Regions from separate parts of the Mus musculus genome. Here region 1 is linked to region 2. Evidence: chromatin loops called from intact Hi-C (ENCODE). Cell type or tissue: heart. All regions are shown on one strand.

Evidence for each region. Hi-C counts contacts between places; a loop is a spot of excess contacts. Peaks named below come from ENCODE experiments on the same cell type or tissue, not always from the same donor. Only the 100,000 strongest peaks of a DNase experiment are listed, where the experiment ranks them.
Region 1: it touches region 2 in a loop (2.0-fold over the local background); 14 of 42 quality-filtered maps call a loop at or near these places.

Annotation. Positions count from the first base shown.
Region 1 is chr8:70,542,575-70,546,574 of GRCm38, reverse strand. All of the region lies in intron 1 of Ell (elongation factor RNA polymerase II), which reads right to left. Among named protein-coding and RNA genes, the nearest start is that of Ell, 4.9 kb to the right of the region's middle. In heart, a CTCF peak has its summit at 1,938 (motif pointing right); a DNase peak (open chromatin) is centred at 2,184; H3K27ac peaks cover 556 bases.
Region 2 is chr8:70,596,723-70,600,722 of GRCm38, reverse strand. Isyna1 (myo-inositol 1-phosphate synthase A1) reads right to left here. Exons shown (of 11, transcript NM_023627.1): 10 at 3,812-4,000; 11 at 3,433-3,726. The coding sequence ends at 3,525. Ssbp4 (single stranded DNA binding protein 4) reads left to right here. Exons shown (of 18, transcript NM_001372473.1): 5 at 238-327; 6 at 661-714; 7 at 824-883; 8 at 966-1,035; 9 at 1,128-1,198; 10 at 1,279-1,349; 11 at 1,560-1,605; 12 at 1,695-1,730; 13 at 1,815-1,869; 14 at 1,951-2,021; 15 at 2,106-2,184; 16 at 2,489-2,517; 17 at 2,603-2,710; 18 at 2,955-3,233. The coding sequence ends at 2,984. Among named protein-coding and RNA genes, the nearest start is that of Isyna1, 4.2 kb to the right of the region's middle. In heart, CTCF peaks have their summits at 2,212 (motif pointing left) and 3,778; DNase peaks (open chromatin) are centred at 52, 2,192, 2,882, 3,662 and 2 weaker places; H3K4me3 peaks cover 2,723 bases; H3K27ac peaks cover 3,408 bases.

The DNA of each region.
Region 1 (4,000 bases), 54 kb after region 2:
AGTCACTTGAGAGCCAGGAGGAACTGGATACTACACTCATTGAAACTACCTTCAAACTGCACATAGGGTGCTCACCAGATGACTCTGTGGGGAATGGCCACCCTGAGTACAATTCCCAGGACCCTAGAAAGAGAAAACCAACTCCTGCAAATTGTCCTCTGACCTGCACATATGTGTGCGTGTACATGCGCGTACACACACACATTGATAAATAAAAATTCTAATTGCACACATGTTGGCCTACTTCACGATAAGCAGCTGCCTAGCATAGTCCAAGCCCTGTGGTTCCATCTCCATAAAAAGAGAAAGAATAAAAGTGGAGATGAGAGACACAGGCATAAAGAGGGGGAAAAGAAAAAGGAGGCAGGGAAAGAAGGGTGGGAACGAGGAGAGGAAAAAAAGAAAGGACAGGCTATCATGGCACATACTTTCATTCCAGCACTGAGGAGACAGAGCCAGGAGGAGGGAGAGTTCTGAGCCACCTGGCTCCACCTACCTTCTGGGACCTGATACCAGGTCTTCACATATGCCCCACACACTGGTCCCCCAGGGTACTCTCACAGATCAGGCCTCAGAGCTGCCTGGAGTTTCTGCTATGGCCTCCTCTGGGCCCCACTCCTCCAGCTTGGCTTTCCCTGTTCAATGTATCTCTTCCATGGGCCATACCAATGACTCTTAGCACTGAGAAAGCTTCATCTTCAAGAGGCCACAGGCCGCCGGGTGTGGTGGCACACACCTTTAATCACAGCACTCAGGAGGCAGAGGCAGGCGGATTTCTGAGTTCGAGGACAGCCTGGTCTACAAAGTGAGTTCCAGGACAGCCAGAGCTATACAGAGAAACACTGTCTCGAAAAAAAAAAAAAAAAAAAGAGGCCACAGGCCTCTGCCTTCATGAGGCTTCCTTCCCTAGGACACCTTCACCCAGAGCACATACCAGCCTGCCTCTACTCAAGGTCCACAGCAGCCATCCCTAGGGTCATGTACCACACCTAGAATACATGTCTGATCAATGAGCAGGGAGACCTGAGGGGTATAGTGTGGGAGGTGCAGCAATCAAAATGAAAAGCTTCCCATCCTGGGGTATTCAGTGGTCACTGCCTGCCTGGCATGCTCTAGTGCACCGGTTCCATCCCTAGAACTGCAAAGAAAAACCTGAGGGGTTGGGATGGCTCTCAGCAGCTGCAGAGCACTGTCAGCTCTTGCAGAAGACTCAGTTCCCAACACCCACATGGTGGCTCACAATCAAGAATGCAGGTGGAATGTACAAAGAAATATCCATTCATACAAAATAAAAATTAAAAAGCAAAATGGAGCAACCAGGATTGGGCTGGGCTGCAGTTCAGTGGAGGCCAAGCACACAGACTCTGAGGCTTAAGGGATGATAACCTGTTTACTTAGTACTAGGGAAGACAGAGAGACAATACTGCATGTGTGTCTGGAGTGTAGAGTGGTTAAGGATGCCCCTTGTACTACAAAGACAGTCACGACTGTCTTCTGTGAGCCTTCCCTCCATGCTGGCTGTGCACATAGTTAAAAGGAGACAAGGTTTCCCACATTCTTCAAATAGACACCCAGAGACTCCCGATCACTATAATGCCAGCCCCTACCCTGAACCTTTCGGCCTAGTGACTCAGTGAGGAGCTACATCTCCCCTTTGGCCAGAGAGGCTCCTGTCTGCAGGACATCATAAGAGCACAAGGCTGTGACACTGAGTGTGAGACAGTCTCCTCAGGATGGCCTATTTGGACACCAGCTTTTCTTTTTATTGAAAGGTGACACAACAACTGGGTGTGGTGACAAACACCTGTCACCCAAATACTTGTGAAGCAGAGGAAAGGGCCAGCCTGTGCTACATGTGCTACATAACACCTATCTAAGAGGAGGAAAAAGAATAAAAACAGAAAAAAAATATTCATCTGCCATAGCTGCCTTCTGGTAGGAAGTCACTTGGGGGCACTCTTGAGTGACCCATGGGACTGCAGAGCTGACAAAAAACCAACTTGTGTGGCTCAGAGCACCCAGGTCAACCAGTAGCAGGACTCCTGTGTGTGCCCTGCTAGCCCCATCCCTGGGTCTCCTGTGAGTTTGGCTTGGGCCTAAGGACTAGCAAAGTATGCAGGGAAAAGTAGCCATGTTTTCCGTGCTGGGTAGTTCCTCCCTCAAGGACGCCAGGATGTCACAATCTCCGTGTGCTGTCAAAACTGCTTGCAGGGTGATGAACTCTGGCCTGCAGATGAGTCAACAGAGGGGTGGGTTCTGAGTGCCTGCTGTTTACACACAGTCACCGTGGCCACAGCAAGGAGGCCGGAAGCACAGTCAAGGGTCACAGTAGCTAGGGAGAAGCTTGGTCCCCAGTACACATACCCGTCACCCCCCCAAGACTCCAGCTTCTTGTTCAAGGCCTTGGAGAGGCTTAGCCTCAGAACTATCCTTGCAACACACGCAGGAAACCCATTCTCCAGCAGGCCCAAGGCAAAAGGCTGCCACATTCCTGATGCCCATACTAGCATGCTCTACTCTGCCTGGTAGAGCCACAGTCCTTCTGAGGCCGTGATGCCTGGCTCCTGAGCCACCTCCCTGCTTGGAGGTCCTGAGAAGTAACTTGGCCTCTAAAACCACCACCCATGACTTCACCTGAAGACTGGACACTGCTCCCCTATGGGGCTGACTGGGATGGATGGCAGGAACAAGCAGGGCACAGCAGACACTGAGACTAGCCCCTCAGTCACTGAGTGTGCTCTAAGGGTACTAGCAGACTGGTCTGAGTCCTCTGTGCACTGAGGAAGCTGGGGAGGAAGGGGATGATATGCTGCTTCAAGGTTCATCTGCCTCAGAACAAAGTGGGAGCCACTAGTCCATTCTGACCAGGGCAGGGTCCTGGTAATTCCGAAAGGCTGGGATCCCCAGTGGTATAGCAGCCACACCAGAAAGGTGCAGGCTTAACTAAGGCCTCCTGCCCAACTCCCAGATGTCCCCTGTGGTGTAGGACAGAGAGCCAGGGCATCCTGCTCTCCTCCCGGCACCCTCTGGCCATAGTAGCACGCACTTTGCTCCCTACTGACACCCACCCTGCTGGATCTCCCACGTCCATCTCTGCTCTCAAGGATTCTAAAACATCAGGTGTAACATGAGGTGTATCTCGGTGCCTGTGAGCCCAAAGGCCAGCACTATGCAGGCAGGGAAGGGGTGGTTTTTTGTTTTGTTTTTTTTTCTTTCCAGGGGGGGGGCAGTGGTTAAGGACAGGCCCAGAAGGCAGCTTCCTACTGGCAAGTGACAAGTGTCCAGGGATATGAGGCCACAGCAGAATCCAGACAAGTCACTCTTGGTAGAGACTCTGAAACTGAAGAAGGGGGAGGTTGACCCTTGCTGGCCCACAGATGCTCAAGGTTCTTAACCCTGCTAGAACCTTCAATTTTCCCTGACCTCTCCATGCCTCTCCACCAAGGGCAAGGTGAGGGCATGGGGCCACAGAGCCACCTACCTAGCAATGAACTACAATGGGGTAGGTGGAGGCAGGGTTCCCACCTCATGGCTCTCAGGGAACATGCCCCTCTCTCTCTCTCTCTCTCTCTTTTTTTTTTGTTTTTTGTTTTTGTTTTTTCGAGACAGGGTTTCTCTGTATAGCCCTGGCTGTCCTGGAACTCACTTTGTAGACCAGGCTGGCCTCGAACTCAGAAATCCACCTGCCTCTGCCTCTGCCTCCCGAGTGCTGGGATTAAAGGCGTGCGCCATCACACCTGGCTGGGAACATGCCTCTCAATAGCAACTGGCTGTCCTGGAAGGTAGAGGGGACCATATTTCTTCATGTGTCCTAGAAGTCACACCCACAGAGTCCCAAAACACACAGATGAAGTGTCACATCAGCACCAGTTTGGTTTGAGAACTCTTTTAGGTTGTTTCTTTGAGAAAAGGTCTCATATAGGCCAGACTGGCCTTGAATTCCAAACCCTTCTGCCTCATCCTCCCCAGCCCTGGACCCACAGGCAGTTCTCCTGCATTG
Region 2 (4,000 bases):
TGGGGCAAGGACTGACTGCATATATTTGGGGTGTGAGGCAACAGAGGGCGGCCACCCTGCCACCAGAACATAGGCCACTTGGGATGAGTTGGAGCCACAGAATTCTGGGGGTGTGGCTACTGCTGACCCTCCTTCAGCCTCCCCTTTCTCTGGTCCAGATTGACATTCCAGCTTGACCACATGACAGCTGTCCCTTGCTGTGGCTCTTGTCCCACCCTCTGTGTCTCGTTCTTGCAGAGCGCAGCAGCAGCTCCCAGCCCTGTGATGGGTGCCATGACCCCAAACGATGCAATGGCAGCAGGCCCTGTGGCACCAGGCTTCTTCCAGGTATGGGTGCCTGGGGCTTCCTCTGTTCCCAGAGTTGAGGTCGGGGTATGCTGCAGGCTCGTCTTCAGTGGAAGACTGTCACCACAGTGGGTGTGAAGATGTGTGCACCTTGTCATTGCCAGTGACAGGCATGAATCTATGCCCCTGAGTATTAGTTACCATTAATGCCATCCCCTGGCAACAGGCTGTGCCCCTGTTCCCCTCCCAGGTTGAGCTTCATAGCTTTTCCCACCTATCCTCCCGAACAAGATGTGTAGCCCCAGTGGTGGACCTCACAGCCAGGTAGTGGGCTTCACCCGAGCTGGCACCATGACGTGCTCCCTCCTTTTACAGCTGTGCCAGCTGACTGTGGTCTGCAGTCTGGATCTGCAGCAGGGGACTAGCAAGGTTGGAGGCCCTGGTCCCCCACTCTACTCCCAGGGATAGTAAGAACAGGGTTTCTTTAGGGCAAGTACAAGATGAAGGTTATTTATTGATTGCCACCCACCTCTTCCAGCCCTTCATGTCACCACGGTTCCCAGGGGGTGCCCGCCCAATCCTAAGGATGCCAGGCCAGGTGATAGAGGGCCGGCCGCGGTGGGAGGAGCAGTGGTTTTGGGGGATGTCTCTCCCAACTCAGTACTGTGCCTGCTCCACAGCCTCCTGTGGGCCTCCCTGGCTCCCAGCCCCTCATCCCCGCTGCCATGGACCCCTCCCCACGAGTGCAGGGTGAGTAGGATGCACTCCAGCTGCTGGTCCACAGCACTCGCCCCTCATGGGTGTGCCCTAGCCTGAGCCCTCTTTCTTGTATCTCTGCCTAGGACACCCCAGCCTGGGAGGCCCGATGCAGAGGGTGACCCCTCCAAGAGGAATGGCCAGTGTTGGGCCCCAGGTAAGGGGTGGCCTAGCCTACTTGGGGGGGGGGCAGAAAGGCCACACCTGGGTTTTCTGACTAACCCTTTGCCTCAACAGGGCTATGGAACTGGCATGCGGCCCCCACCCAACTCCCTTGCCACCAGCCAGGTCCTGCCGTCCATGAACATGTAAGCTCTAGGGTGCTTTAAGACTTGTGGTTACCCAGATAGTCCCCCCTGCTGAGGCAGACTTTATGTGTTCAGGGACAGCCTGAGCATTGTTTATTCCACCAAGTATTTGGAGGGGAAACTGAGGCCAAGAGAGCCACTTAGCTCTGGGGAATGATGGGCCCCAGGCCCAGACTGCTTGGTCTACTGCAGGGCCACCATCTCTTCCAGGGGTCCAGGAGTGCGTGGCCCATGGGCCAGTCCCAGCGGTAACTCGGTGAGTGGCAGGCAGGGTGAGTTAGGGAAGGAGGGCTGGAGCCAGCTGCCTGCCACTGAGTGCTCACAGCTGTCCCTGCCTGTTCCCAGATCCCGTACTCTTCCTCATCTCCTGGCAGCTACTCGGTGAGTCCCTGCTGGTGCGTGGTGGGACCTGCAAGGCTATCTGCCAGAGAAACCCTGTTTCACAGTTCTCATGTCTCCATGCAGGGACCCGCAGGAGGAGGCGGAGCCCCTGGAACACCCATCATGCCCAGCCCTGGAGGTAAGGAGCATGCTGGTTTGGGGTGAGCCGGGGTCTCCATTTCATGCACCCACCCACGCAGCCCCTGCTGTTCCCTCCCAGACTCCACCAACTCCAGCGAGAATATGTACACCATCATGAATCCCATCGGGCCGGGCGCTGGCAGGGCTAACGTGAGTGCGGGCCGGTGCGCCTCACCTGACGGGGACTCTGCGGGGGGCGGCCGGCCCGAGCCCCACGCTGCCCTGTGCCCGCAGTTCCCGCTCGGCCCCAGCCCGGAGGGCCCAATGGCCTCAATGAGCACGATGGAGCCACACCACGTGAACGGATCCCTGGGTGAGTGGCTGGGCGCCACCTACCGGTTTCATCGGCGGGCACCGTGACCGCCAGGAGCCAGGACGAGAGCCTGTTAGGTTACCCGGTTGCTGACGCCTACACCGGCTAGTGCCCTCATCTCCACGCAACGAGGAGGGGCGACTCTGAGAGACTCACTGAGTCTTCTGTCCCCAAACTCGCGGGTGGCCCCTGGGCCCAGCCCCTGCACTCTCCATTGCCCCTAGGTTACAGAAACGAAAACCTCTGGGGTACCCAGTTCTTGAGCTCAGTGTGCAGCGCCTGAGCCTGGTGTCTCTCCCCACAGGCTCGGGCGATATGGACGGGCTGCCGAAGGTGAGGTCCTGCACACTTGATGGGTGGGAGGGCAGATGGCCAGGGGAGGGGTGGGGACCCACGCGCTGATCAGCGCCACCCCTAGAATTCCCCCGGCGCCGTGGGCGGCCTGAGCAACGCCCCGGGGACCCCGCGCGACGATGGCGAGATGGCGGCTGCCGGGACCTTCCTGCACCCGTTCCCGAGCGAAAGCGTAAGCGCCTGCGTCGACTCCCCACCCGCGGCCGCAGCGGGCCGGAGGGGCCTGGCGGGCAGACCCCGGCGGGGCGGCCGCGGGGCCAGAGCAAGACCGTGACCGCGGCGGGCCAGGTGGGGGGGCGGCCGCGGCACCTTCCCCCTCCTTCCCATCCTCCCCGGGTTCCCCTTGTCCCCGGGAGGGTGGGCCCCAGCCTCGGCCAGAGCTGAGCCGCGCTCCGCGCGCCGCCCTCTCTCCGCAGTACTCCCCCGGCATGACCATGAGCGTGTGATAGTCCCGGCCTGAGCCCAGGGTCCTGCTGGTGAGGTCTCGGTCGCGGCAGCACCCCTGCCATCCGGACTCCTGGCTAGCCCGGCCGGCCGGCAGGGCCCCCACGAAGGACTTTTATCATTTTCTAAACACACATATACACACACAAACTCAAAAGGACCTCAGAGAAGTGCAGGCCTCTGGACCTCTGTGCACACAAGGCTGGGGGGTGGGGGCAGGGGTTCTGCCAATAAATGCCATTCCGTTTTGACTTTGGTACTGCTGATGTCTTTTACTTGACATGGCCTAAAAATCTTGCTATGGCCTAAATCTGTACTTTGATGGGCTGGGAGCCCACCTTCCCCCATAGGCTGAGGCAAGGCGTGAGTTTGAGGCCAGCCTAGCCTGGTCTACATAGCATATTCCAGGTCAACCTGAGACCCCTTCCTGGAAAAAGCACACAAGGAGGCTTGCTTGAGACTTGCTTTATTGTCTTTGGCAAGGGCTGAAGTACTATGGTTGGAGGCATTGGGGGTAGAAGGGTCCGGTCCGGTCACTTGATTTAAGCAGTGGACAGCTTTGGTGTTGGTGCCTGCGGGTGCCCATTGGCATCGCCGGTGCAGCCATTGGTGGCAGGTGTGGGCTCTTTCTTGCAAGGCAGTGGGCTGGTGGCCACCACCTCTCCTGGCTTGATGCCTGGGCCTGGACGCTCCATCTTGTGCTCTAATAGCATGTGGTTCTGGGGCGGGAGCCCCACGCAAGCCCTGCAGGGGACAGTGCAGGCTCAGCAAGACCATCTTAAGGCTGTCTTTGCCAGCCCTGAGCCCTCCCCTGCCACCAGGGGCGCACCTGAAAATATTCTCGATACAGCTGCGCTGGCGGAAGAGGGCATTCACTACAGGGCTGCCCGGGGGCACAAGCGGGGCCTTAAACAGGAAGCTAAGCAGGGACAGCACTGTGTGGAAGCCCTGAGGCTCGGGGTCCGAGTCTGTGCAGAAGCTCACGCGCTGACACAGCTCTGTGAGCAGCACTAGGTCC